Regions from separate parts of the Mus musculus genome. Here region 2 is linked to region 1. Evidence: chromatin loops called from intact Hi-C (ENCODE). Cell type or tissue: heart. All regions are shown on one strand. Links, peaks and the distances in the headings refer to the core of each region. The heading gives the core; the rest is flanking DNA.

Region 1 (12,460 bases), core at 2,262-10,261:
TTTTATTCAATATTAGAATGGCTACTCCAGCTTGTTTCTTGGGACCATTTGCTTGGAAACTTGTTTCCTATCCTTTTACTCTGAGGTAGTGTCTGTCTTTGTACCTGAGGTTGGTTTCCTTTATGCAGCAAAATGTTGGGTCCTGTTTACATAACCAGTCTATCAGTCTATGTCTTTTTATTGGGGAATTGTGTCCATTGATATTAGGAGATATTAAGGAAAAGTCATTGTTGCTTCTTGTTATTTTTGTTGTTAGATATGGAATTTTGTTCATGTGGCTATCTTCTTTTAGGTTTGTTGAAAGATTACTTTCTTGATTTTTCTAGTGCATAGTTTCCCTCCTGTTATTGGAGTTTCCCTTTATTATCCTTTGAAGGGATGGATTTGTGGAAAGATATTGTGTATATTTCATTTTGGCATGATATGCCTTGGTTTTTCTGTCTGTGATAATTGAGAGTTTTGCTGGGTATAGTAGCCTGGGCTGGCATTTGTGCTCTCTTAGGGTCTATATGACCTCTGTCCAGGATCTTCTGGCTTTCATAGTCTCTGGGGAGAAGTCATGTGTAATTCTGATAGGTCTGCCTTCCTATGTTACTTGACTTTTCCCCCTTACTGCTTTTAATACTCTTTGCTTTGTGCATTTGGTGTTTTGATTATTATGTGTTGGGAGGAATTTCTTTTCTGGTCCAGTCTACTTGGAGTTCTGTAGGCTTCTTGTATGTTCATGGGCATCTCTTTCTTTAGGTTGGGGGAATTTTCTTCTATAATTTTGTTGAAGATATTTACTGGCCCTTTAAGTTGACAATCTTCATTCTCATCTATACCTATTATCCTTATGGTTGGTCTTCTCATTGTGTACTGGATTTCCTGGGTGTTTTGGGTTAGGTTCTTTTTGCATTTGGCATTTTCTTTCATTGTTGTGTCAATGTTTTCTATGGTATCTTCTGCACCTGAGATTCTCTCTTCTATCTCTTGTATTCTGTTTGTTATGCTTGCATCTATGGCTCCTGACTTCTTTCCTAGGTTTTCTATTTCCAGAGTTGTCTCCCTTTGTGATTTCCTTATTGTTTCTACTTCCATTTTTAGATCCTGGGTGGTTTTGTTCAGTTCTTTCACCTGTATGTATGTATTCTCCTGTATTTCTTTAAGGGAGTTATTTATGTCTCTCTTATAGTCCTCCATCATCATCATGAGAAGTGACTTTAGATCCATATCTTGCTTTTCTAGTGTGATGGTGTATCTAGGACTTGCTTGTTTTCTATTGTATCTTCTACACCTGAGATTCTTTCTTCTATCTCTTGTATTGTGTTGGTGATTCTTGCATCTATGAGTCCCAATCTTTTTCTCAGGTTTTCTATCTCCAGCATTGTCTACCTTTGTGATTTCTTTTTTGATTGTACTTCCATTTTTAGATCCTGGATGGTTTTGATCAATTCCTTCACCTGTTTATTTGTGTTTCTTTAAGGGATTTTTGTGTTTCCTCTTTAAGTGCTTCTACCTGTTTGCCTGTATTCTCCTCTATTTCTTTTATTGAGTTATTTATGTCCTTCTTAAAGTCCTCTATCATCATCATGAGATCTGGTGTTAGATCATAATCTTGCTTTACGGCTTTGTTAGGGTATTTAGAGCTTGGTATGGTGGCAGAACTGGGTTCTTATGAAGTCAAGTAGCCTTGGTTTCTGTTGCTTATGTTCTTGTGCTTGCCTTTATCCATCTGTTTATCTCTGGTGTTAGCTGGACTTGCTGTCTCTGATTAGAGCTTGTTCCTCCTGTGAGCCTGTGAGCCTATCACCTTGGGTGTCTCCACACTCCTTGAGGACACGTTTTCTCTGGGCAGTATTGGTGTGCAGAAAACTATGGCATAATTAAGCTCCTGGGCACCGATGGAAACTGGAAGGATACTGTCCCCAGCTGCTCTGTAGGTTCTGCATCTGGAAATTCTGTTCTTATAAAACCTACTAACTTATGATAAATTGTTAAAGATGATTAAGACATGAAACTTAATAGTTACCTTAGAAATGATTAAATTATTTATTGTGTTCATAACTATACTAGTCAAGCCAAGTTAAACTGTAATTACAAGAATAAGCTTTATTTAGCCTACGACATATGTTTTCAAGGTGAAGCTGAATAAAATTAGTATGAAATCAGATATACTTAATAGATTATACTCCTTAAATTTTCCTGAGATCTTCTGATTGTGACATTTAACATTTTAAATGGAAGAATCTTCCTGAGATAGAAATGTCAGATCCTACAGGGAATCCAGGGAATCCTAAGATCACCCTAACAGTCAAGGTGGCACTGACTATTCCACCTATATTTTGGTATTACTAACTACTGGGGAAATCTTCCTCATGTCTCACCTTCTACCAGGGCTCTGCACAAGCTGTGGACACTGTTGAGTTGATTGCTCTACTTTGCCTGGTTCTCCAAGTTTCTCCTCCATAGGAAAATCTCTCATACCTATGTCTGAGAGCTACTGTGTGTGGCAGCTGAAGATCAAATTATCTTCTATATAACAACCAAAGACTGATCACTTCTCTTGATATAGCCATAGAGACAATGGTAGCCAAATCCACCATCTAGATAGTAGATAAGTTTCTATCATTTTAATTGACACACAGGCTTTTGGATTATACTTCCTGCTATAACTTATTCTTGTCAGAACTCTGATGGCAGTGATAGCTAGGCTAACTATCTTTGTAAGTTTAACAACACCAAGAAACCAGCTCTTTTCCCCAAAGCTGCAACTATCTTGTTACTTCATTTCATTATGTACCTTCAGGCCTTGCTTTTTCTAGAGCTACTATGTCTTCAGCTGAGAAAACCAGACAGGTTTGCCTTGCTAACTGGCTTGATATTAAAGATGGTAAACAGGTTTCAGATGTAACTTTTTACTATGTCTATTCAAAAGAACTTGCTTTGCAATGATTACTCTTAGTAATAACTACTTTATCTCTGGTAAGTGGTTAAAACTGTTTTAAGTTTATGTAAGTTCAGAGGGTCTAAGAAAGTGTTTTAAGGAACATAAATGCAAGTTTTAATGGTATAAGAAAGTGCTTTAAGGAAATAAAATGTTTCAGATTTACTCCCCCCTTTACATTATTGTTATAGTAATATTTCAAAAGTTCAAAGTTTTAACATTGATCAATGGAGTTCTGATGAACTGGAAAAGCACTGACTACTGTTATCAGTCACAAACCTGAGATTTTAAATTTGCTTTGGATGTGTTCTGTAGCAGAATTCATCAGATCCATTGTACCTGGTATGAATTCCAGAATGGTGGCATCTAGGCTTTCAAAATACAGTTTTGTTGGTGACTGCTATCTGTGTTTTAAAAAATATTTTGTTCACTTACAGTTCTCCTGTAGCTCATGTCCTGGTTCCCCCTCAAATAGTCACTCATTCCATTCCTTCTCTGCGTTGTCTCCGAGTGGGTGCTCCCCCTCAAGAGGCATTCCCACTTCCCTGGGGCCTCAAGTCTCTTGGGGATTAGGTGCATCTTCTCCCACTGAGGTCAGTCCAGGCAGTCCTCTGCCTTATATGTGCTGGGGGTATTGCACCAGGCCATGTATGCTGTCTGATTAGTGGTTCAGTCTCTGGGAGCTCCCAGGGGTTCAGGTTAGGTGAAAATGATGGTCTTCCTATGGGATTGCCCTACCTTACAACTTCTCTAATCCTTCCCCTAATTCAACCACAGGGGCCCCTAACTTCAGTCCAATGGTTGGGTGTAAGTATCTACGTCTGTCTCAGTCTACTGCTGGTAGAAACTCTCAGAGGACAACCATGCTAGGCTCCTGTCTGTAAGCATATCATAGCATCAGAAAGTTTCAGATCTTGGTACTCCCTAACCACCATGAGATGGAGATTTTATAGAGCTATTCCTTTGAAGAATTCTCATAGCCTTTGCATTACTTAGTCTGAGACATGCCTGGCAAACCAAGAAATGTGAGACTTGTTTAAGGTGATGGTTCTTTTAGGACAAAACCTAGACCAGATAAGAAGTTCTGATATGCAGAAATTGATTTGCTAAAGGTGCCTTTTTGTATAAAAATAAAAAGGCTCTGCAAAAAGGGTTCAGAGTTCAGTCTTTCAGAGGCTGATTCCCTGCTGTATGAGGAGGCTAAACTCATCCCAAGTGTCTCTCTTTTTTCAACCAACCAACCAACCAACCATCTCATACCATGTAATGAAGAATAACAACAGCCTTTTAATCATGGACTTAAAGGTGCTTCTCATTGGGCTAAAAACATCTCTGACACACACACACAAATATATATATATATCCAGCACTCAGTACAGAAAAAACTATGTTCCTTCTTCATAACCCAAAGGCATAGCTTTTTAAATAACTTAATGGCATGACTCTATCTAGCTTTCTTAAGCCAGCTATTAGCTGGTTTTTCTACAATGTGGATTTCAGTGGATTCTGAAGAGTGTAATGCTAACATATCTAAAAGATTTATCTATTTTGTAAATTTAAAAAAAACATGTAAACTTCAGGGAGCCCTGGCAGTCATAAGCCTTGGATCCACCTCTCACAGATCAAATGGACTCCGGATAAGCACAGCCTAAGTCTTCCCATCTGTCTATTCCTCAGCATTTGATCTCTCTCTCTCCTCTCTCTCTCTCTCTCTCTCTCTCTCTCTCTCTCTCTCTCTCTCTCTCTCTCTCTCTCTCTCTCTCTCTCCCCACCCCGGTCTTTGGACTCCTTCTCTCCCCAAACTACCAAAACTGTGAACCTGAGAGCTCAAAATGTAACATTTTCCTTTAAGTTGTTAAACTTTAACTTCTGTATCCAGGCAATATCTGTCTGAGCAGTTTTCCACTTCACTGACAGACTCTATCCAGGAATCAGTGTGGAGTACAAATTGCTTCAAATAGCTTCAAGCTTTGGATTTTCTGAAAGCTGAGGTGAACTAGTGCAACCGATGTGATTGCTTCCCATTTCTTCATCTGGGCCATCAAACCAGATGCTTTAGATGAATGCTTGATTTCCTGAATCCCCTCCCAGCCTTTGACTAACAATCCAGCCTTCCTTAGCCCTGGCGATTTCAGCAGTAAATAGCTACAGAAGTTTGTATATCACCTTTTATCCCTGAAATGCTGGAATGTCAGTTCATAAGGAAACTCATTTAGGCACAGGGAACAAAATAGCTCCCTATAGTACTTATTTATGTAACAGGAAATGTACCTGTTAAAACCAAATAGGCCCAGACATATCAACAATATTTTTACAACTTGGAAACTTGCAGGTTGGGGTTCATGCCCCAAAGGCACCACTCTATTCCATTTTTCATCAGGCTTATCTTTATCCTTATATCGTTGAGAACAAGAGTTGGTTTCAATAGTAGATGCTTTTCTGATACTCAAACTGCACATCCTGTATCTGCATTTCCTTCCTTTTTCACTTTAGAATTTTGCAAGTGTGGTACTAATAAATATTGTTAGGGTAAAGGCAGTTCTACTGGCCTCTTCTCAAATGCTGGAATGTCAGTTCACAAGGAAACTCAGTTAGGCATAAGCAACAAAATGCCTTCCTATAGTACTTATTTATATAACAGGAAATGTACCTTTTAAAACCAAATAAACCCAGACCTAGATTTGAAAACTTGTAGGGTGGGGTTCTTGCTCCAAAGGCACCATTCTATTCCATTTTGCATCAGCAATTGGTTCACCTGCCCCTGCCATTAGGATTCCAGGTACACATGGTGCATAAGGTGTGTGCTCCAGAAAAAACTACCATCAGTTTATTTTTTATGTTTCCTCTCTCTGTTCTTTCTGTGTGACCCTCTATAGCCCCTCCCTCTGTCCTCATGATCACTCAGTGCTGTCTCTCTTTCTGTCTGTCTGTCTGCCTGTATGCACATCCACTTTTCTAACTTTATTCTTACCCCAGGTCCTGACTCCCATCTCCTCCATCAATAAAGCTCTTTTGTACCAGATCTTTTGCATGCTCAATGTTTTTCAGGGGTTCATCTTGGTAGATCCTGACAAAGGTACCCCTGGCTGTATTATATTTCATAACAGTCAGGCAATAGAATCAAAGTTGGGCTCTCTTAAAATCTCTGCCAATGAAATTAGTCCCAAACCTTTGAATTTGGCCACTGGCAGATTTCTAGGACAAGGACAGGAAGCAGGCACATTCTCTGCAAAATATCACAAGAATGGTCACTATCCCAGTTGCCAATATTATTCCCTTCTGTAACTTCTTGAGCTGAGCCTCCATAGTCATCATTAATGTCAGCACTGTTGTCTTCCAAGCTTAAATATGAGCAAATACTAAGTGGAGCTTAGTAGATACTAAGAAATGATGTTGTACCACTTTCTAGTTCAAAGTACCCAAATTTTCCGTATTTTTCCAAAAACTGCATATCCAGCCCCATAACAGAAATAAAACACCCTCTGATACCAATTTTTGTTAAAATAAATTTTGTATCCCTGTGAAGAGAAACCAGAACAAGCACAACCTATAAAACAACATATTTAATTTAGGGCTTGTTTACAATGTCAGGGCATGAGTCCACGTTCATAAAAAGAGCTTGGCAACAATACTGGCAGGCAAAACACTGAAGTACTAGTGACAAGCTTATATTGTTATATGCAAGGTGGAGGCAAAGAGAGAGAAAAGCTAAGTAGTAATGGAATGCACATTTTAAACCTCTAAGCCTAGTCCTAGTGACAAATGTCTTTCACCAAGGCCACTCCTCTTACTTTCATCAACAATTTCCATACACTGAGAACCAAGCATTCAAACAAATGTGTCTGGGAGGAACATTCTTATTTGAAACAGCTTTTGTATGGTGTTTTGCATTAACTAATTTAACTTTAATTCTATTCCTTAACTCTTTTAGCAAGCTTTAATATTAAACACAATACATTGAATAAAAAACAAAATGGGTCACCTTGGAGCCTTTTAAATTGCATGTTCTGAAAGGCATAACATGTTATAGTTTAACTTTTTTGATTCCTGAGATTTGCAGATCAATGTCCATATTTGACCACGGAGCATTGTGTAAACAAAATACCTTTTAAAATAAATCTTTAACAAGTTCAATTGCTGAAATAGAAACAATGGTAGGAAGCTTGTTGATTTTAAAAGAAGCTAAAGAGAGAAAAGTTCATTACTAATGGCATGGACATTTTAAACTTTTGTTAGCTCACTAAAGGATAATTTTTCTATGACAGCAATGCAGAAGTTAGTAGGGACACATGAAGAACAGCTCAGGACTATTTAGGGTGTCTTTGTGAAATATAATTTTTAAATGCTTTGTACTAATACTTTTCTATAGTAAAGTATTATTTGTCCCTCTTTGTAGATAGCTATTCAGCTTCGATGGCCTTTCAAGAATTCCTGAATCAAGAGGGAAGCCTAGGGAGATTCTAGATCTTTCATATAATTTTTCATTTCCTCCTCAACGCTATTGTGACACCTCATATTGCAATGGAGAACTTTACTGCGGCCATTCCTAGTCATCGCTGCTGAATCCCCATCTTTGACAATGACACTGCCTCTGATAATGACAATAGGATCCTGAGCCAAGATGACCTCAGGATCTCTATTCCCCTGGACTCCGACCTGAGACTGGAGAAATGTCATCATTTTGTCCAACCACAGTGGCATCTTCATTTGAATAGCATGTTTTCCATGTGTGACAGAGCCAGACACTGAGCCCTGTGTGGATGGATGGGTGTGTTACAGGAGCAACTTCTTATCCACTGTGATCGAGGTAAGGCATTCCCCAAAATGATTTCATTGTGGGGTTTTACCAATAGTACAAATAGTGGATATTCAATTAGCTCAGTCTTCAACTTTAAGCCAACATTAATTACTGATATTTTAAATGTGAACATTTCTCATTCTTCTAATATTTTATTCTAAGGTTGACCACAGTTTATGAATTAATTTATTTATCAGTGTTTTCTAGAATCTAAGTATGTGGACCACCTGTGTGCTTGGTACACTAAGAGGTAAGAAGAGGGTGTTGTATCCTAGGAAACTGAAATTAGAGATGTTTGTGAGCCACTATGTATGTGCTGAGAACTGAATTCTGGTTCTTTGCAGCAGCAGTAAGTGCTCTCTATTGTTTAGGTATCTCTTCAACCTAAATCTCTTCAATGAATTATTAATTCATTTTTAGCAAATCCTTATGTGCCTTCTTGGACATGTTATGACAGGACAGTGTTATTCAGCCTCAATTTAAAATTTAAAAGAAATGGGTGATTATATAAAACCACAAGGTCAGCTAAGGCTATTGCTCAAAGGAAGAGTGATTATGTTTCATGTGTGTGACTCAGGATCCTTTATCAGCCTTGTCTAAGAAAAGATATTATATTTTACCTCTATAACAGGATAGAATGTTTCTCATTGTTAGAACACTGTATCACTTAGTTAAATACTCATTCTACCAAAAGTAACAAAAGAAAATAGGAAAAAAATAAGAGAGGGATGGAGAGAGAGGTGAGAGGCAGTCATTCAGGCTCTGTCAACAGCTAGTGAAATAATGTCAGAGTTTATATACTAGTATATAGGATCCCGAAAATTCCTTAAGTCAGATTGCATCAAGTATCTCTTCAATTAATTTGATATTTTATTTAATCATTTATTGATTTATTTATTGTTTTACACTCCAGATTTTATTCCCTTCCTCTCAGTCCACATCACATAAATTTTCCCTATGCTCCTGTCTCTAGGATGTCCCCACCCTCTACCTGCCACCTATCCAGACCTCTAAACTCTCTGGGGCTTCTAGTCTCTTGCAAGTTAGGTGCATCTTCTCAGACTAAGCCCAGACCCAGCAATCCTATGCTATATATGTGTGTTGGGGGCCTCATATCAGCTGTTGTATGCTGCATGGTTGGTGGTCCAGGATCTGAGAGATCTCTGGGGTCTAGGTTAATTAAGACTGCTGGTCCTCTTGCAGGGTCACCCTCTTCAGTTTCTCCCAGATTTTCCCTAATTCAACCACAGAAGTCAGCTGCTTCTGTACATTGGTTAGGTGCAAATATCTATATTTGACTCTTTCAACTGCTTCTTGGGTCTTTCAGAGGGCAGTCATGATTAGTCCCTTTTTGTGAGTGCTCCATAGTAATAGTGTCAGGCCTTGGGAACTCTCCTTGAGCTGGACCCCACTTTGGGCCTGTTGCTGGACCTTCCTCAGGCTCCTTTCCATTTCCATCCCTGTAATTCTTCCAGACAGAAACAGTTATGGGTCAGAGTTGTAACTGTGGTATGGGAACCTCTTCCCTCACTTGATACTCTGTCTTCCTGCTGGAGGTGGGCTCTATAAGTTCCTTCTCCCTACTGTAGGTCATTTCATCTAAGATCCCTCCATTTGATTTCTGACAGTCTCTCGCCTCCCTGGTCTCTGGTGCATTCTGGAGGGTCCCCCCAACCTCCTACCTCCTGAGGTTGCCTGTTTCCATTATTTCTGCCTGCCCTCAGGACTTCAGTCCTTTTCCCATACCTAGTACCAGATAAGATCTCCTCTTCCCCCTCCACCCTCTGACCACTCTCTCCCAGGTCCCTCTCTCCCTTCCCATTTGTGATTTCTTTCTTCTCCCTCCCAAGTGGGACTGGGGAGTCCTCACTTGGGCCCTTCAGCTTGTTCTGTGGCTTTATCTTGGGCATACTGTATTATGTTTTGGCAAGTATTCACTTATTAATGAGTATGCATGCCTTTTGGGTCTGAGTTACCACACTCAGGATGATACATTCTAGTTCCATGCATTTTCCTGCAAAAGTCAGGATGTCCTTGTTCTTAATAGTAGTATTAATGGAGTAGTATTCCATTGTGTAAATGAACCACATTTTCTGTGTTCATTCTTCTGTTGTGGGACATGTGGGTTGTTTCCAATTTCTGGCAATTACAACCAAGGCTGCTATGAACATAGTGGAACATGTGCCCCTGTGGCATAGTGGGTCAGTTTTGGGTTTATTCCCTGATTTCAAGAGTGGTTGTATTAGTTTGCAACCCCACCAGCAATGGAGGAGTGTTCCTCTATCTCCACAGCCTCACCAATGTGCTATCCCCTGAGGTTTTGACCTTAGCCATTCTGATTGGTGTAAGTTGGAATCTCAGGGTCATTTTAATTTGCATTTCCCTGATCACTAAGAACTTCAAACATTTCTTTAAGTATTTCTCTGCCATTCCAGATTCCTTTGTTGTGAATTCTTGGTTAATTTTATATCCCATTTTTTGATTGGGTTGTTTGGTTTTTTGGTTGTTAGCTTCTTGAGTTCTTTATATATTTTTAATATTAGCTCTCTGTTGAATGTGGGGTTACTGAAGATGTTTTCTCAATCTGTAGTTTGCTGATTTGTCCTATTGACTATGTCCTTTGACTTACAGAATCTTTCCTGTTTCATGAGGTCCCATTTATCAATTCCTGATCTTAGAGCATGAGCCATTGGAGTTCTGTTTAGGAAAATTTCCCCGTGCCAATAAGTTCAAGGCTCTTTTCCACTTTCTCTTCCATTAGATTCAGTGTATTTGGTTTTATTTTGAGGTTCTTGATCAATTTGGACTTGAGCTTTGTGCAAGGTGATGGATATGGGTCTATTTCCATTTCTTTAAATACAGACAGCAGTTAGACCAGCACCATTTATTGAAGATGCTTTCTTTTTCCCATTGTATATTTTTGGCTTCTTTGTCAAAGATCAATTGTCAGTACTTGTGTGGTTTTATTTCTGGGACTTTAATTCTATCCCACTGATCAACATATCTGTCTCTGTACCAATACCATGCGCTTTTTAATCACTATTGATCTGTAGCATAGCTTGAGGTCAGGGATAGTGATTCCCCTAGCCATTTTTTTATTGTTAAGAATTGTTAATTTTTATCCAGCCACGTTGCTGAAGTTGTTTATAATCTGTAGAAGTTCTCTGGTAGAAATTTTGGGGTTGCTTATGAATACTAACATATAATCTGCAAATAGTGATACCTTTGTTTCTTTTTTGCCAACTTGTATCCCCTTGATTTCTTTTGATTGTCTTATTATTCTAGTTAGCATTTTGAGTACTATATTGAGTAGATATGGGGAGAGTAGGAATCCTTGTCTTGTGCTCAATTTTGTGGGATTGCTTCAAGTATGTCTCCATTTAATTTGATATGGACTACTGGTTTGCTGTAAATTGCCTTTATTATGTTTATGTATGGGCCTTGAATTCCTGATCTCTCCAATACTTTTAGCATGAAGGGTATTGTATTTTCTCAAATGCTTTCTCAGCATCTAAGGAGATGAACATGTGATTTTTTTTATTGAGTTTGTTTATATAGTGGATTATTTTAATGGAATGTTGTATATTGAACCAACCTCACATCCCTGGGATGAAGCCTACTTGATCATGTTGAATGATGGTTTTAACATGTTCTTGGATTCGGTTTGCAAGGATTTTATTGCATAGTTTTGCATCAATATTCAGAAGGGAGATTGGTCTGAAGTTCTCTTTTTTCGTTGGGTCCTTGTGTGGTTTAGGTATCAGAGTAATTATGTCTTTATACAATGAGTTAATTAGTGTTCCTTCTATGTTAATTTTATGGAATAATTTGAGGAATATTGATATCAGGTATTCTTTGAGGGTTCGGTAGAATTCTGTACCAAAGCCATCTGACCCAGGACTTTTTTTTGGATGGGAGGTTTTTAATGACTTCTTCCATTTTCTTAGGGGATATGGGACTGTTTAGATAGTTTACCTGCTCTTGATTTAACTATGGCACATGGTATCTGTCTAGAAAATCACCCATTTCATCTAGATTTTCCAGTTTTGTTGAGTCTAGGCATGTGTAGTAGAATCTGATGATATTTTGAATTTCCTTAATTTCTCTTGTTATGTCTCCCTTTTCATTTCTGATTTTGTTAATTTTGATATTTTCTCTGTGCCCTTTAGTTAGTTTGGCTAGGGGTTTTTCTCTCTTGATGAATTTCCCCAAGAAACAGCTTTAGGTTTTGTTGATTCTTTTTATCCTTTTCTTTGTTTCTATTTGGTTGATTTTGGCCCTGAGTTTGAGTATTTCTTGTTGTCTACTCATATTTAAGTATCAATTATATCACAATTTACAAGGTGCTAATACAATAATTTCTGAGCCAATTGATAATGATAAATGCCTTATTCCAATTATCTAACCTTATGATGCCACAACTACTTGTAGGTGGTAAATGCCACGCAGGTTCACGTCTACAACCATCTCTCTTTTCCTCCTACCCTGAGACACTCCCTCTCTCTCTGTAACTCTTACTCCAACTCCTTTTACCCTGTCCAATCATAAACCTACCCTGTACTAATATAATTGGAAAGGGAAAATTCTGCAACACTTCTTGTACATTTATGGCCATCTCTTTCTTTAGGTTGGGGATGTTTTCTATGATTTTGTTGAACATGTTTTCAGGTCATTTGACCTAGGAATATTTGCTCTCTTCTATTCCTATTATTCTTACGTTTGATCTTTTCATTGTG
Region 2 (12,460 bases), core at 2,337-10,336, 300 kb before region 1:
ATCTTCTGGCACCAAGCCCTTCAAGGATTCTAGTTTGTGTGGTGCTGACAGTATACTGCACATGGAGGCCCAAGGCACAGTCTCCCTCAGAGGAGTTTGGGATGTGTCATTAGATTTCTTTTCAGCTGGCATAGATGGTTTGTCTTGATATGTAGATCAGCCAAAATCTGCTGAAAGCTCCCCAATCAGCACTGACTCACTCAGGCACGTAGATGTTTCTTCAGGCTCTGGCAATAGCGGTTTTCCATCTTTATCCTTTGCTGGTTTTAACCTGTACTCAGCTGGGGCTGTGTCCTCATCTTCACCACACTTCTCCTGTCTTTCTTCTTTTGCTTTTGCCCCTTTGACTTGTTCAGCTTGGCTAAAGTGGCTCTGAGGATGTGGCTGCTGGGTGCCCAGTGAATCTGACAGAGCCTGAAGAGCTTGATCATTTATGACCCCCTCTTCCACTTTCCTTTTCTTCTCCTCGGGGGGAACAGAACTTCTGGTCACTCCTACAGACTGAGCTTTGAAAATTTCCCCAGTAGACTTCTCTTTCTCACTTTGCTTTCCAGTTGAAGAATTATAGGTGAAATCAGATGACAAGGCATCTATAGCATGGTCAGACTCCATAGGTTTAAGAGAGTCTGGAAGAGGTCATGTGATCCCTTCATCTTTTTCTAAAAGTTTCCTATACTCTGGAGGAATAGTCCCTTCTTTTATACCCAATGCCTCAAGATAGGTAGAATCCATTGGGTCTAAAACTACTGGTCCAGTATATGGTGGATCATCTTTGTTAGTATCTTCACGTTCACCTAAGGTGTATATCAGGTCATCCAAGACAGCATCCATGCCTGACTTGTCAGATGGCTTGCTCAGTGTGGAGTGCATAGGTAAAGCTGGTGTGAATGATTCATGTTCTTTTTTCTTACCAACCACGTTGTACAAGGCAGTGGCCACAGTCCCACCTCCAGCCACAGTCTCTCCAGCAGCAGAAGGAACACTTGAAATTTTGTCTTTGATTCTGATGGTTTCTCTGACACCATCTGTTCATTTGATCTGGAAAGTGCTTTTTCTTTATGAGCATGCTTACTTCCTTTATTTGATGTGTGCTTGGAAAGATTTTTGGGCTCTGACCCTTCCTTTGACCATCCTTTTGACTTTTTCTCATAAACCACAGGTGGCAGGCAATCTCCTCTGCTTGACTTTACCTCTTTTGTTCCTTTCTCACTTGATTGTGACTTCTCAGACTCTGTTTTCACAGTCTTAGCTTCTGTGGTACTGATACTGGGAGAATTGCTGGTGGCAGCAGAGGAAGCTGTCACCTCTTTGGATCCTTTTTTTTCTCCTGGTTTAGAAGATGATCCAATATTCTTTTCATTAACATGTGTCTTGTACCACCAACTTGCAAATGCCATGGTGACAACTCTGACTTGCTCTTCTGGGAACCTCTCGAGAAAGCAAAACGTGCACCACGATGACTCTCCTCTTAGCTGAGACCTCTATTTGTGACTATTTTGAATGGTGTTGTTTCCCTAATTTATTTTTCAGCCTGTTTATCCTTTGTGTAGAGAAAGGCCACTGACTTATTTGAGTTAATTTTATATCCAGCTAATTCACTAAAATTGTTTATCAGGTTTAGGAGTTCTCTGGTGTAATTTTTGGGATTACTTATATAATCTATCAGATCATGTGTAAATGTGATATTTTGACTTCTTCCTTTCCAATTTGTATTCCTTTAATCTCCTTTTGTTGTCTAGTTGCTCTGTCTAGGACTTCAAGTACTATATTGAATAGATAGTGAGAGAGTGGGCAGCCTTGTCTAGTCCCTGATTTTAGTGGGATTGCTCTAAGTTTCTCTCCATGTGGTTTGAGGTTGGCTATTGGTTTGCTGTAGGCTACTGGTTTTCTGTATATTGCCTTTATTATGTTAAGCATGGACTTTGAATTCCTGATCTTTCTAACTTTTATTATGAATGTGTGTTGGATTTTGTAAAATGCTTTCTCAGCATATAATGAGATGGTCATGTGGTTTTTGTCTTTAGTTTGTTTATATAGTAGATTAGTTTGTTGGATTTCTCTATATTGAACCATGCCTGAATCCCTGGGATGAAGCCAACTTGATCTTGATGGATAATTGCTTTGTTGTGTTCTTGGATTCAGTTTGCTAGACTTTTATTGAGTATTTTTGACTTGATATTCATAAGGGAAATTGGTCTGAAGTTCTTTTTGTTTGTTGGGTCTTTGTGTAGTTTAGGTGTCAGAGTAATTGTGGCTTCATAGAATGAATTGGGTAGAGCACCTTCTGTTTCTATTTTGTGAAATAGTTTGAGAAGTTTGAAGGTCTGATAGAACTATGCACTAAACCCATATGGTCCTGGGCTTTTTTTTGTTGGGAGACTATTAATGACTCTTTCTATTTCTTTACAGGATATGGGACTGTTTAACTCGTTAATCTGATCCTGATTTAACTTTGGTAACTGGTATCTGTCTAGGAAGTTGTCCATTTTATCCAGGATTTCCAGTTTTGTTGAGTATTGGCTTTTGTAGTCAGATCTGATGATTTCTTTGGATTTCCTCAGATTCTGTTGTTACACCTCCTTTTTTATTTCTGATTTTGTTAATTAAGATACTGTCCCTGTGCCTTCTATTTAGTCTGGCTAAGGGTTTATCTATCTTGTTGATTTTCTCAAAGAACCAGCTCCTGGTTTGGTTTATTCTTAGTACAGTTCTTTTTGTTTCTATTTGGTAGAATCCAGCCCTGAGTTTGATTATTTCCTGAAGTGTACTCCTCTTGGGTGAATTTACTTCCTTTTGTTGTAGAGCTTTTAGGTGTGCTGTCAAGCTGTCCATGTATGCTCTCTCTAGTTTGCTTTTGGAGGCACTCAGAGCTATGAGTTTTCCTCTTTGGACTGCTTTCTTTGTGTCCCATAAGTTTGGATATGTGGTGACTTCATTTTCATTAAACTCTAAAAGTTTTATTTCTTTCTTTACTTCTTCTATGACTCAATTATCATTGAGTAGACTGTTGTTCAGCTTCCACATGTATGTGGGTTTTGTCTTATTTATGTTGTTTTTGAAGATCAGCCTCAGTCCATGGTGATCTGATAGAATGCATGAGGTTATTTCAATATCTTTGTATCTGTTGAGGCCTGATTTGTGACAGGTTTTATGGTCAATTTTGGAGAAGGTACCATGGGGCATTGAGAAAAAGGTATATCCTTTTGTTTTAGAATAAAATGTTTTATAGATATCAGTTAAATCTCTTTGTTCCATAACTTCTGTTAGTTTCATTGTGTCTCTGTTTAGTTTCTGTTTCCATGATCTGTCCATTGATGAGAGTGAGGTGTTGAAGTCTTCCACTATTATTGTGTGCAGTGCAACATCTGTTTTGAGGCTTACTAAAGTTTCTTTAATGAATGTGGACACCCTTGCATTTGGATTCTAGATGTTCAGAATTGAGAGTTCATCTTGGTAAATTTTACCTTTGATGAGTATGAAGTTTTCCTCCTTATCTTTTTTGATAAATTTAGGTTAAAAGTCAATTTTATTCAATATTAGAATGGCTACTCCAGCTTGTTTCTTGGGACCATTTGCTTGGAAACTTGTTTCCTATCCTTTTACTCTGAGGTAGTGTCTGTCTTTGTCCCTGAGGTTGGTTTCCTTTATGCAGCAAAGTGTTGGGTCCTGATTACATAACCAGTCTATCAGTCTATGTCTTTTTATTGGGGAATTGAGTCCATTGATATTAGGAGATATTAAGGAAAAGTCATTGTTGCTTCTTGTTATTTTTGTTGTTAGATATGGAATTTTGTTCATGTGGCTATCTTCTTTTAGGTTTGTTGAAAGATTACTTTCTTGATTTTTCTAGTGCATAGTTTCCCTCCTGCTATTGGAGTTTCCCTTTATTATCCTTTGAAGGGCTGGATTTGTGGAAAGATATTGTGTATATTTCATTTTGGCATGATATGCCTTGGTTTTTCTGTCTGTGATAATTGAGAGTTTTGCTGGGTATAGTAGCCTGGGCTGGCATTTGTGCTCTCTTAGGGTCTGTATGACCTCTGTCCAGGATCTTCTGGCTTTCATAGTCTCTGGGGAGAAGTCATGTGTAATTCTGATAGGTCTGCCTTCCTATGTTACTTGACTTTTCCCCCTTACTGCTTTTAATACTCTTTGTTTTGTGCATTTGGTGTTTTGATTATTATGTGTCGGGAGGAATTTCTTTTCTGGTCCAGTCTATTTGGAGTTCTGTAGGCTTCTTGTATGTTCATGGGCATCTCTTTAGGTTGGGGGAATTTTCTTCTATAATTTTGTTGAAGATATTTACTGGCCCTTTAAGTTGACAATCTTCATTCTCATCTATACCTATTATCCATAGGTTTGGTCTTCTCATTGTGTCCTGGATTTCCTGGGTGTTTTGGGTTAGATTCTTTTTGCATTTGGCATTTTCTTTCATTGTTGTGTCAATGTTTTCTATGGTATCTTCTGCACCTGAGATTCTCTCTTCTATCTCTTGTATTCTCTTTGTTATGCTTGCATCTATGGCTCCTGACTTCTTTCCTAGGTTTTCTATTTCCAGAGTGACCACTTTGGATTTCCTTATTGTTAATCCTTATTTCCTTATTGTATAATCCCTTTGTGATTTCCTTATTGTTTCTACATCCATTTTTAGATCCTGGGTGGTTTTGTTCAGTTCTTTCACCTGTATGTATGTGTTCTCCTGTATTTCTTTAAGGAAGTTATTTATGTCTGTCTTATAGTCCTCCATCATCATCATGAGAAGTGACTTTAGATCCATATCTTGCTTTTCTAGTGTGATGATGTATCTAGGACTTGCTTGTTTTCTATCGTATCTTCTACACCTGAGATTCTTTCTTCTATCTCTTGTATTCTGTTGGTGATTCTTGCATCTTTGAGTCCCAATCATTTTCTCAGGTTTCCTATCTCCAGCATTGTCTAACTTTGTGATTTCTTTTTTGATTGTACTTCCATTTTTAGATCCTGGATGGTTTTGATCAATTCCTTCACCTGTTTATTTGTGTTTCTTTAAGGGATTTTTGTGTTTCCTCTTTAAGTGCTTCTACCTGTTTACGTGTATTCTCCTCTATTTCTTTTATTGAGTTATTTATGTCCTTCTTAAAGTCCTCTATCATCGTCATGAGATCTGGTGTTAGATCATAATCTTGCTTTACAGGTTTGTTAGGGTATTTAGGACTTGGTATGGTGGCAGAACTGGGTTCTTATGAAGTCAAGTAGCCTTGGTTTCTGTTGCTTATGTTCTTGTGCTTGCCTTTATCCATCTGTTTATCTCTGGTGTTAGCTGGACTTGCTGTCTCTGATTAGAGCTTGTTCCTCCTGTGAGCCTGTGAGCCTATCACCTTGGGTGTCTCCACACTCCTTGAGGACACGTTTTCTCTGGGCAGTATTGGTGTGCAGAAAACTATGGCATAGTTAAGCTCCTGGGCACCGATGGAAACTGGAAGGATACTGTCCCCAGCTGCTCTGTAGGTTCTGCATCTGGAAATTCTGTTCTTATAAAACCTACTAACTTATGATAAATTGTTAAAGATGATTAAGACATGAAACTTAATAGTTACCTTAGAAATGATTAAATTATTTATTGTGTTCATAACTATACTAGTCAAGCCAAGTTAAACTGTAATTACAAGAATAAGCTTTATTTAGCCTACGACATATGTTTTCAAGGTGAAGCTGAATAAAATTAGTATGAAATCAGATATACTTAATAGATTATACTCCTTAAATTTTCCTGAGATCTTCTGATTGTGACATTTAACATTTTAAATGGAAGAATCTTCCTGAGATAGAAATGTCAGATCCTACAGGGAATCCAGGGAATCCTAAGATCACCCTAACAGTCAAGGTGGCACTGACTATTCCACCTATATTTTGGTATTACTAACTACTGGGGAAATCTTCCTCATGTCTCACCTTCTACCAGGGCTCTGCACAAGCTGTGGACACTGTTGAGTTGATTGCTCTACTTTGCCTGGTTCTCCAAGTTTCTCCTCCATAGGAAAATCTCTCATACCTATGTCTGAGAGCTACTGTGTGTGGCAGCTGAAGATCAAATTATCTTCTATATAACAACCAAAGACTGATCACTTCTCTTGATATAGCCATAGAGACAATGGTAGCCAAATCCACCATCTAGATAGTAGATAAGTTTCTATCATTTTAATTGACACACAGGCTTTTGGATTATACTTCCTGCTATAACTTATTCTTGTCAGAACTCTGATGGCAGTGATAGCTAGGCTAACTATCTTTGTAAGTTTAACAACACCAAGAAACCAGCTCTTTTCCCCAAAGCTGCAACTATCTTGTTACTTCATTTCATTATGTACCTTCAGGCCTTGCTTTTTCTAGAGCTACTATGTCTTCAGCTGAGAAAACCAGACAGGTTTGCCTTGCTAACTGGCTTGATATTAAAGATGGTAAACAGGTTTCAGATGTAACTTTTTACTATGTCTATTCAAAAGAACTTGCTTTGCAATGATTACTCTTAGTAATAACTACTTTATCTCTGGTAAGTGGTTAAAACTGTTTTAAGTTTATGTAAGTTCAGAGGGTCTAAGAAAGTGTTTTAAGGAACATAAATGCAAGTTTTAATGGTATAAGAAAGTGCTTTAAGGAAATAAAATGTTTCAGATTTACTCCCCTTTTTACATTATTGTTATAGTAATATTTCAAAAGTTCCAAGTTTTAACATTGATCAATGGAGTTCTGATAAACTGGAAAAGCACTGACTACTGTTATCAGTCACAAACCTGAGATTTTAAATTTGCTTTGGATGTGTTCTGTAGCAGAATTCATCAGATCCATTGTACCTGGTATGAATTCTAGAATGGTGGCATCTAGGCTTTCAAAATACAGTTTTGTTGGTGACTGCTATCTGTGTTTTAAAAAATATTTTGTTCACTTACAGTTCTCCTGTAGCTCATGTCCTGGTTCCCCCTCAAATAGTCACTCATTCCATTCCTTCTCTGCGTTGTCTCCGAGTGGGTGCTCCCCCTCAAGAGGCATTCCCACTTCCCTGGGGCCTCAAGTCTCTTGGGGATTAGGTGCATCTTCTCCCACTGAGGTCAGTCCAGGCAGTCCTCTGCCTTATATGTGCTGGGGGTCTTTCACCAGGCCATGTATGCTGTCTGATTAGTGGCTCAGACTCTGGGAGCTCCCAGGGGTCCAGGTTAGCTGAAAATGATGGTCTTCCTATGGGATTGCCCTACCTTACAACTTCTCTAATCCTTCCCCTAATTCAACCACAGGGGCCCCTAACTTCAGTCCAATGGTTGGGTGTAAGTATCTATGTCTGTCTCAGTCTACTGCTGGTAGAAACTCTCAGAGGACAACCATGCTAGGCTCCTGTCTGTAAGCATATCATAGCATCAGTAAGTTTCAGATCTTAGTACCCCCTAACCACCACGAGATGGAGATTTTATAGAGCTATTCCTTTGAAGAATTCTCATAGCCTTTACATAACTTAGTCTTGAGACATGCCTGGCAAACCAGGAAATGTGAGAGTTGTTTAAGGTGATGGTTCTTTTAGGACAAAACCTAGACCAGATAAGAAGTTCTGATATGCAGAAATTGACTTGATAAAGGTGCCTTTTTGTATAAAAACAAAAAGGCTCTGCAAAGAGGGTTCAGGGTTCAGTCTTTGAGAGGCTGATTCCCTGCTGCATGAGGAGGCTAAACTCATCCCAATTGTCTTCCTTTTTTCAACCAACCAACCAACCAACCAACCAACCAACCAACCATCTCATCCCATGTAATGAAGAATAACAACAGCCTTTTAATCATGGACTTAAAGGTGCTTCTCATTGGGCTAAAAACATCTCTGACACACACACACACACACACACACACACACACACACACACACACACACACATGTATATATACATATATGTGTGTGTATATGTATATGTATATATATATGTACATATCCAGCCCTCAGTACATAAAAAACTATGTTCCTTCTTCATAACCCAAAGGCATAGCTTTTTAAATAACTTAATGGCATGAACCTATCTAGCTTTCTTACCGACAGCTGTTAGTTGCTTTTTCAACAATGTGGATTTCAGTGGATTCCAAGGAGTGTAATGCTAACATATCTAAAAGATTTATCTATTTTGTAAATTAAAAAATCATGTAAACTTTAGGGAGCCCTGGCAGTCATAAGCCTTGGATCCACCTCTCACAGATCAAATGGACTCCAGATAAGCACAGCCTAAGTCTTCCCATCTGTCTATTCCTCAGCGTTTGATCTCTCACTCCCTCTCTCCCCTGGTCTTAGGACTCCTTCTCTACCCAAATTATCAGAACTGTGAACCTGAGAGCTCGAAATGTAACATTTTCCTTAAAGTTGTTAAACTTTAACTTCTGTACCCAGGCAATATCTCTCTGAGCAGTTTTCCACTTGACTGACAGACTCTATTCAGGAATCAGTGTGGAGTACAAATTGCTTCAAATAGCTTCAAGCTTTGAATTTTCTGAAAGCTGAGGTGAACTAGTGCAGCCGATGTGATTGCTCCCCATTTCTTCATCTGGGCCATCAAATCAGATGCTTTAGATGAATGCTTGATTTCCTGAATCCCCTCCCAGCCTTTGACTAACAATCCAGCCTTCCTTAGCCCTGGCGATTTCAGCAGTAAATAGCTACAGAAGTTTGTACATCACCCTTTAACCCTGAAATGCTGGAATGTCAGTTCATAAGGAAACTCATTTAGGCACAGGGAACAAAATAGCTCCCTATAGTACTTATTTATGTAACAGGAAATGTACCTGTTAAAACCAAATAGGCCCAGACATATCAACAATATTTTTACAACTTGGAAACTTGCAGGTTGGGGTTCATGCCCCAAAGGCACCACTCTATTCCATTTTTCATCAGGCTTATCTTTATCCTTATATCTTTGAGAACAAGAGTTGGTTTCAATAGTAGATGCTTTTCTGATACTCAAACTGCACATCTTGTATCTACATTCCCTTCCTTTTTCACTTTAGAATTTTGCAAGTGTGGTACTAATAAATATTGTTAGGGTAAAGGCAGTTCTACTGGCCTCTTCTCAAATGCTGGAATGTCAGTTCACAAGGAAACTCAGTTAGGCATAAGCAACAAAATGCCTTCCTATAGTACTTATTTATATAACAGGAAATGTACCTTTTAAAACCAAATAAACCCAGACCTAGATTTGAAAACTTGTAGGGTGGGGTTCTTGCTCCAAAGGCACCACTCTATTCCATTTTGCATCAGCAATTGGTTCACCTGCCCCTGCCATGAGGATTCCAGGTACACATGGTGCATAAGATGTGTGCTCCAGAAAAAACTACCATCAGTTTATTTTTTATGTTTCCTCTCTCTGTTTTTTCTGTGTGACCCCCTATAGCCCCTCCCTCTGTCTTCATGATCTCTCAGTGCTGTCTGTCTGTCTGTCTGTCTGTCTATCTGCCTGTGTGCACATCCACTTTTCTAACTTTATTCTTACCCCAGGTCCTGACTCCCCTCTCCTCCATCAATAAAGCTCTTTTGTACCAGATCTTTTGCATGCTCAATGTTTTTCAGGGGTTCATCTTGGTAGATCCTGACAAAGGTACCCCTGGCTATATTATATTTCATAACAGTCAGGCAATAGAATCAAAGTTGGGCTCTCTTAAAATCTCTGCCAATGAAATTAGTCCCAAACCTTTGAATTTGGCCACTGGCAGATTTCTAGGACAAGGACAGGAAGCAGGCACATTCTCTGCAAAATATCACAAGAATGGTCACTATCCCAGTTGCCAATATTATTCCCTTCTGTAACCTCTTGAGCTGAGCCTCCATAGTCATCATTAATGTCAGCACTGTTGTCTTCCAAGCTTAAATATGAGCAAATACTAAGTGGAGCTTAGTAGATACTAAGAAATGATGTTGTACCACTTTCTAGTCCAAAGTACCCAAATTTTCCGTATTTTTCCAAAAACTGCATATCCAGCCCCATAACAGGGATAAAACACCCTCTGATACCAATTTTTGTTATAATAAATTTTGTATCCCTGTGAAGAGAAACCAGAACAAACACAACCTATAAAACAACATATTTAATTTAGGGCTTGTTTACAATGTCAGGGCATGAGTCCACGTTCATAAAAAGAGCTTGGCAACAATACTGGCAGGCAAAACACTGAAGTACTAGTTACAAGCTTATATTGTTATATGCAAGGTGGAGGCAAAGAGAGAGAAAAGCTAAGTAGTCATGGAATGCACATTTTAAACTAGTCCTAGTGACAAACGTCCTTCACCAAGGCCACTCCTCTTAATTTCATCAACAATTTCCATACACTGAGAACCAAGCATTCAAACAAATGTGTCTGGGAGGAACATTCTTATTTGAAACAGCTTTTGTATGGTGTTTTGCATTAACTAATTTAACTTTAATTCTATTCCTTAACTCTTTTAGCAAGCTTTAATATTAAACACAATACATTGAATAAAAAATAAAATGGGTCACCTTGGAGCCTTTTAAATTGCATGTTCTGTAAGGCATAACATGTTATAGTTTAACTTTTTTGATTCCTGAGATTTGCAGATCAATGTCCATATTTGACCACGGAGCATTGTGTAAACAAAATACCTTTTAAAATAAATCTTTAACAAGTTCAATTGCTGAAATAGAAACAATGGTAGGAAGCTTGTTGACTTTAGAAGAAGCTAAAGAGAGAGAAGTTCATTACTAATGGCACGGACATTTTAAACTTTTGTTAGCTCACTAAAGGATAATTTTTCTATGACAGCAATGCAGAAGTTAGTAGGGACACATGAAGAACAGCTCAGGATCAACACTATTTAGGGTGTCTTTGTTAAATATAATTTTTAAATGCTTTGTACTAATACTTTTCTATAGGAAAGTATTATTTGTCCCTCTTTGTAGATAGTTATTCAGCTTCGATGGCCTTTCAAGAATTCATGAATCAAGTGGGAAGCTTAGGGAGATTCTAGATCTTTCATATAATTTTTCATTTCCTCCTCAATGCTATTGTGACACCTCATATTGCAATGGAGAACTTTACTGCGGCCATTCCTAGTCATCGCTGCTGAATCCCCATCCTTGACAATGACACTGCCTCTGATAATGACAGTAGGATCCTGAGCCAAGATGACCTCAGGATCTCTATTCCCCTGGACTCCGACCTGAGACTGGAGAAATGTCATCATTTTGCCCAACCACAGTGGCATCTTCATTTGAATAGCATGTTTTCCATATGTGACAGAGCCAGACACTGAGCCCTGTGTGGATGGATGGGTGTATAACAGGAGCAACTTCTTATCCACTGTGATAGAGGTAAGGCATTCCCCAAAATGGTTTCATTGTGGGGTTTTAGCAATAGTACAAATAGTGGATATTCAATTAGCTCAGTCTTCAACTTTAAGCCAACATTAATTACTGATATATTAAATGTGAACATTTCTCATTCTTCTAATATTTTATTCTAAGGTTGACCACAGTTTATGAATTAATTTATTTATCAGTGTTTTCTAGAATCTAAGTATGTGGACCACCTGTGTGCTTGGTACACTAAGAAGTAAGAAGAGGGTGTTGTATCCTAGGAAACTGAAATTAGAGATGTTTGTGAGCCACTATGTATGTGCTAAGAACTGAATTCTGGTTCTTTGCAGCAGCAGTAAGTGCTCTCTATTGTTTAGGTATCTCTTCAACCTAAATCTCTTCAATGAATTATTAATTCATTTTTAGCAAATCCTTATGTGCCTTCTTGGACATGTTATGACAGGACAGTGTTATTCAGCCTCAATTTAAAATTTAAAAGAAATGGGTGATTATATAAAACCACAAGGTCAGCTAAGGCTATTGCTCAAAGGAAGAGTGATTATGTTTCATGTGTGTGACTCAGGATCCTTTATCAGCCTTGTCTAAGAAAAGATATTATATTTTACCTCTATAACAGGATAGAATGTTTCTCATTGTTAGAACACTATATCACTTAGTTAAATACTCATTCTACCAAAAGTAACAAAAGAAAATAGGAAAAAAATAAGAGAGGGATGAAGAGAGAGGTGAGAGGCAGTCATTCAGGCTCTGTCAACAGCTAGTGAAATAATGTCAGAGTTTATATACTAGTATATAGGATCCCGAAAATTCCTTAAGTCAGATTGCATCAAGTATCTCTTCAATTAATTTGCTATTTTATTTAATCATTTATTGATTTATTTATTGTTTTACACTCCAGATTTTATTCCCTTCCTATCAGTACACATCACATAAATTTTCCCTATGCTCCTGTCTCCAGGATGTCCTCACCCTCTACCTGCCACCTATCCAGACCTCTAAACTCTCTGGGGCTGTTGTTTGCTGGTTCCAACCACAGCCATTTGGCACACTAGGCATACTCCAAATGAGAAATCCATAGAAATTGGGCTTTGAATGTGGTACAACAACAGCTAGGTAGGGAGTGTCAAAAA

What was found. Peaks named below come from ENCODE experiments on the same cell type or tissue, not always from the same donor. Only the 100,000 strongest peaks of a DNase experiment are listed, where the experiment ranks them.
Region 2: it touches region 1 in a loop (26-fold over the local background); 8 of 42 quality-filtered maps call a loop at or near these places.

The regions. Positions count from the first base shown.
Region 1 is chr19:7,961,235-7,973,694 of GRCm38, reverse strand. Slc22a27 (solute carrier family 22, member 27) reads left to right here and starts at 7,668. Exons shown (of 11, transcript NM_134256.1): 1 at 7,668-7,733. In heart, for the core only: no CTCF peak of the experiment used is centred there; no DNase peak of the experiment used is centred there.
Region 2 is chr19:8,261,417-8,273,876 of GRCm38, reverse strand. The region is part of intron 1 of Gm41804 (a long non-coding RNA gene); the gene reads right to left. It also overlaps the pseudogene Gm8184. Among named protein-coding and RNA genes, the nearest start is that of Gm41804, 17 kb to the right of the region's middle. In heart, for the core only: no CTCF peak of the experiment used is centred there; no DNase peak of the experiment used is centred there.